Linked DNA regions of Homo sapiens: region 1 is linked to region 2. Evidence: chromatin loops called from intact Hi-C (ENCODE). Cell type or tissue: PC-3. All regions are shown on one strand. Links, peaks and the distances in the headings refer to the core of each region. The heading gives the core; the rest is flanking DNA. Region 1 overlaps LINC01122 (long intergenic non-protein coding RNA 1122). Region 2 overlaps LINC01122 (long intergenic non-protein coding RNA 1122).

Region 1 (2,929 bases), core at 237-2,736, 67 kb after region 2:
AATGATAGAAGAGGAATGATAATGAACTCTAAAACTTATTGAAGGAGCCATTAATCAGTAATCAAGAATGCTGGCATGTTTATGGCTAAAGATCTAAAGCTAAGGGGACAGCAAAGTATATTTGAAGTCATACATATGTAAGTGTAAATTGAACACATAAGTGAAAATAAACTTCCTAAAAGAAGGAGTAAGAAGTGAGAGAGATGAAGACAGGATTCAGGGAAGTATCTACATATGCCATACACATAGATGGAGACCATTTAATGAAGATATAATCGTCTTCCAAAATATAAAAAAAGATAAGAAGAATATTTCAAAGAACAGAAGACGGCTTTTTGTTGACCCAGTTCTACTCTCAGCCTCTCCAGTCTACTTTCAGATCATACCACCCAAAGCAAGAGAGTCACTGACAGCCAAGGACCATAATGTTGACCTTAGAACAGAGTAAAAATAATTGATTGCCATGAAGAATCAAACTCCTGGTCGTCGAAGCAAAAATAACTAACCAACTATAGACACCCTTTCTAGACTCATCCCAAATTTCTAGTTTAACTACTCATTTCCTTCAGTTCCTTTTGATATGCAAAGCAACCAGTTAAAGATTTTAATTGACATTTTCAAGAAGAAGTCATTGAATATCACTTGAAGTCTTCAAATTGAACTGATAGAAAATTAATCCTGTGGAAACTAGAAAAGCTGTTTTACATGTGGCATGGAAAAAAGACAGTCTCAGGTTTTACTTAGGCTGAGAAAAGAAAAAGAAACTTTTTTATATCATACATTTCTCCTTTTTAAGGCAAGATAATGGGTTAAAGACCATTTTCACAATTGCTTTTAATGCTATTACTGCCTGAGAAATAATACACCAAGACACTCTTGGCTGATCTGTTAGCCACACTTTCTTAACATGCTATTCTACCAATGTAAAAATGTTTTGGGTTCTTCAATTCATAAAGGAATAAACCTGAAACTTGTTGAAGGCAAAACTATATATATACATATATATACATACATATATATATACACATACACATATATATAATACTTATGCTGCTTTATAAACAATCCTTTTTTCTACTTTAGAGAAGTACTATATGGAGATAGTAATCAGCTGTAATTATTGCTTTTGAAAACTCATGCTTTAAAACCCATAAAATACTTTAAAAATAAACGCAGGAAGCTTCGTAAAATACATTTGCTCAATTCAACAAAGAAAAAAAAATCAAACCAGTTAGGACACTCAAGTGTTATTTGCAGCAATCATGATAAGTCAATTTTGGCTTAAACCATGATTGTTATAAACACTCACAAAACATATTATTTACCAGATGGCAATCTTACTCAAGCAAACACATAAAACTTCTGATTCATTATTATCAAATAAAGATGAACTTGCCACTGGGTTAACCTCCAGAAGTTAAACAAACACATCTCGACAAAATGAGTGCTGTGGTTTCTATCACTGGATAAGTACATAGAGTAAAGGAACTATCTTAATATTTAGCAGCATTACCTTATATTCCAAAGAACCAAAGCTTGCAACAGAATGCACAGGCAAAATGGCAAGTTCTTGTTAGCACTTGTACTTTCACTTTCTTCGTAAAAAGCTATTGCATTTCAATGTACAAAGAAGGAACAGTATGAACTATGGCCTAAGCTAAAATATCTGTATAAAACAATTATTAGTTGACATTATAAAATGTACAAAGCAATCCTAAGACTTTCTTGTTACTTCCTCTCTTCAACAAATACAATATCAGAGTCTATCATCTATGGAATGTACAATATAAGAGTTATACTTTATAAGTCAATTTCATAAACTAATATGACAGCATACTAAAAGTCTATTTGTGATTACTACATTATCATATCAGTGTATGTATACGTGTACTTGTGTGTGTGTATCTGTTTGAAAAGTGACTATTTGTAACTGAAAGTGCTTTTTTAAAAGATCATAGTTTTGAAATTAGGTGTTTTTTTGTTTGTTTGTTTGTTTGTTTTGGTTTTTTTTTTTTTTTTTTTTGAGTTACAACAATTGAAATGGAATGAGGAGTGAGAGCCTCTTTTGCTTGTTTGTTTGCTTCCTGGCCAAAAGCAATACTCTCAAACAAGCTGTGACCAGAAGCTCCATTATAAAATGTGGCAGACACTCCTTGAACTTGTATAAGCATGATGTGAGCTCAGGGGTATCACAGCACTAGGAGCCATGGGAATAATCAGAAATTGAAACCATAGAGAGAAACATCAGGACTCTATGAGAAGGAAAAATGACATATCTTGTCTCCATGCCTTGTCAGGTCCTCTGTGGCCAGAACTCAAGTACTACGGAATGAAATAGTATAGAGTGTTTATGTCTAACTGGACAATGAAAAGTTCCTATTGTTTCTCTCTAGGCTACCTCACTGGATCCAATGCCTTGATGAAAATTTCTTGGTTTATTTCTTTACCCCTGAATCAGTTGGTGTGGCCAAAGTTTGTAAATTGTCAGCTTTCTGAATGTAAACGCAGTTCTTCCAGAGGAAATCAACAGAAGCGAATAAAAGAAATTCTGGTCTTTGAAAACTTAAATAGATACATTAAATTAGAAAAGTATTCTGAAGGCTTACCTCTTCCTCAAATTGTTCTCTAAAGCTAATAGTTAAGGGCAGGGACTTCTCTCTCGCTGGATAGCACCAAAGCGAAAGGCAATTTCTCTCCACAGAGGAGTGGGAAGGCACTTCAGATCTGCAGAGCATTTCGCCACTGAAGGACAGATTGCCTTTAGATTGCAACTTCCTTGAGGGTCGAGTCTCCTTCTCTATTACCTTCTGAATTGCACCTAAAACACCGAGTACTTTCAAAGAATATTGGTTTGTGAAAGATAAAAATGGATCATTTACACTGTACATCAGTACCAAAAACCTTAATGGACTCAAGTAAGGTCATTTCA
Region 2 (2,929 bases), core at 130-2,629:
TCACTTGTCATGGATAAATGTCTATAAATATGATCTTTTATTTCCTTGGTACATATACAGGTGCCCACCCTTTCAAAATCTTTGAAATGATAGGCCGATTCATTCATTTAAGTTTGGATTTGGAATATCCCCCAATATTATTTCTGCAAAATTTCAAAGCCAATTCTGATATTTGAGGCGTTTTTTCCAACACATACTCTGAAAGTGTATTTCTATAAAGTATTAAAAGTATTATGCAATTTCATAGACCCAAATGAACATTTAAAATGGGATAAATTACAATAAAATAGTGCAGTACTTTCCTGCCACCAGATTGCAGGGATACTATTATACTAATAAATAAAAAGGGATATGATAAACTGTTTTCAATTAGGTACTATTTGGAACTATATTAAGTATTCTAATAAGAGGAGAAAATGGCAATATAAAAATGCTTATGGAGAAATGCAACAGAATAAACATTTAATGAAAAGTTCAGAGGGGAGAAATGGATTCTCATCTATTCTTTTTCTGGAAAACAAAGATTCTCAATACAAGAGGCCAATTCAAATGTAGTTTGGGGAAGAAGAAGCAGCACAGGATAAAGGAAGGAAACTGCTGAGGAGTGGGGGTTCCTGGGCGAGTCATTTAACATCTCTATGCCTCAGTTTACATGCCAATAAAAGATAAAATATCAAACTACATGATTTCCAAGATTGACTCATTCTCAGAAGTTCCAACATAATCTGATGTAAGAAATCTACTCATCATCTAGGTGTATGCTATAGTTCATAATTCATTTCAAGTAATCTTTATCTTTTTAACAAAACATCATCTTAATATATATAGACATTATCCAAGTAAAAGATTGTCTTAAATTATGTTCATTAAAGTGAAATCATAATAAAATTTTACTCTTTACCTAAAGGAACAAAATGTAGCAATCGTTCTTGAAAATACACCATGATCTTAATTTTAAAATACATGTTGTGAGTTTATTATATTCCATTAAACATCTTTGAAATGTTCCCTTGTAATACCTTTGTAACAACTGTATACTACTGAATAGACCCCTGCTTTCATAAAACAAAACACTCCCACATAATTTTCCCCTTGTGATCTTTCTATTTGTGACATAGTTGCTGAATTAAAACATTTAGTGCCCAGGCACAGTGGCTCATGCCTGTAATCCCAGCACCTTGGGAGGCCGAGGCAGGCAGATCACCTAAGGTCAAGAGTTTGAGACCAGCCTGGCCAACATGGTGAAACTCCAATTTTACAAAAAAAAAAAAAAAAAAAATACAAATATACAAAAATTAATTGGGCATGGTGGCAGGTGCCTGTTATCCCAGCTACTCAGGAGGCTGAGGCAGGAGAATAGCTTGAACCAGGGAAGCAGAGGTTGCAGTGAGCCGAGATCACACCACTGTGCTCCAGCCTGGGTGACAAGAGAGAAACTCCATCTCAAAAGTAATAAAAATAAATAAAAATAAAACACTTGGCCATGAGCATGAGTATTTTAGCGGCTTTTCCTATTTACTCAAATAGGTTTGTCAACCACATGTTATTCCAAAGATTTGTCAACCACATATTACAAATGTACTTAAAAATCTTTTTTTTTGTACCACAAGGTGGCATCTTCTTATTTTGGTATAAACCTCTGAATATTTACATAATTTGAATAATTGCATACACCTGAAGTATTTTTTAAAATTTTAAAACAACCATTTAACAGCTGTGCAAATATATGGCAGTTCTGTTAGCTAATGCAAGTAGTACTTTTGGATATTTATGTTCCTGGAATGTTCAGAATATTCAGTCTTTAACAAAATGATGAGCTGTTCACACTAAAAAGTCAATAAACACTGTCCTCCAAATGTTAAGCTCATAGAGATTAGTAATACAAAACATACACTGTAAAATGTATGGATTTAAATGGAAGCTTCCTTAAAAACAGCCACAAATGTGGAACAGACCAAGTCCACATCAGTTTGCTAATTACCCTTAATACTCGGATAAAATAAGTAATGCACATTTGTACAATGCCTACTCTGTGCCTGGCTCTGTGCTAGGCACTTTAACCTATCTTCTTACATTTCATGAGAAAATCTCTCTGAATATACCAATTCTAAAGCCAAATGCAATAGTCTAGTTCCTCTGAAACTGAATAGCTATATCAATATCCTGAGGAGCTTGATAAAACGTAAAATGCTAAGCCATATCTCCTAAAAATTTCAAGTGTAAAACAGTGCAATGCATAATGAAAACCCACAAATATTAATAAGGAATTCTGCCACACTAAAAATAAACTTCAAGATAACTCTGAAAAAAAAAATCTCAAAAAAAAAAAAAAGACAGCAATCTAAAACGAATTGGTAAATATATAAAACATATTGACAAAATACTAAGCCTGTTTACTTCTGGCAGTTATGAAAATCATAATTCTTAATATGGCTCACTTGAAATTTCAGGTCATTGCTTCTTGTCCCATATTTAGTGATGAAAAATTGATGATGAGCGTGATGAGGATTCTTAAGATGAGTGGAAAAAAATAAGACTATATAGGGTAAGATTTATCTTAGTCACTGCACTTTCTTATACCCAATAACTTATCATTTTGTAAAAAATAAATGGAAGACATTTCCTATGGGGGTACATAAATATAGTAAAAATTACAATAGGGTCACAAACAGCACTGTGCTTAGGGATGTGTGTCATAACCTTTCCAAGTCAACATAGTCACTGGTAACAAGATTTGCTCAGTGGCAGAATATGTCCATGAATTAGAGGCAGTATCTTGTCCATGGATATATTCTTCCCTTGTACATAAATACATACTGCTGCAGTTAAAATACTGTAGTCTAGTACTTTTTGATCTAGCATGATTACTGATTAAAGATGCAAGTATTGTCAACAAAGAAAAATTCTCAAGTCTTGAAAAAATTGTAGC

The links. Peaks named below come from ENCODE experiments on the same cell type or tissue, not always from the same donor. Only the 100,000 strongest peaks of a DNase experiment are listed, where the experiment ranks them.
Region 1: it touches region 2 in a loop (9-fold over the local background); 2 of 110 quality-filtered maps call a loop at or near these places.

What each region holds. Positions count from the first base shown.
Region 1 is chr2:58,612,950-58,615,878 of GRCh38, reverse strand. The region is part of intron 1 of LINC01122 (long intergenic non-protein coding RNA 1122); the gene reads right to left. Among named protein-coding and RNA genes, the nearest start is that of LINC01122, 94 kb to the right of the region's middle. In PC-3, for the core only: no CTCF peak of the experiment used is centred there; a DNase peak (open chromatin) is centred at 1,408; H3K4me3 peaks cover 764 bases; H3K27ac peaks cover 660 bases.
Region 2 is chr2:58,679,815-58,682,743 of GRCh38, reverse strand. All of the region lies in intron 2 of LINC01122 (long intergenic non-protein coding RNA 1122), which reads right to left. Among named protein-coding and RNA genes, the nearest start is that of LINC01122, 160 kb to the right of the region's middle. In PC-3, for the core only: a CTCF peak has its summit at 1,626 (motif pointing right); no DNase peak of the experiment used is centred there.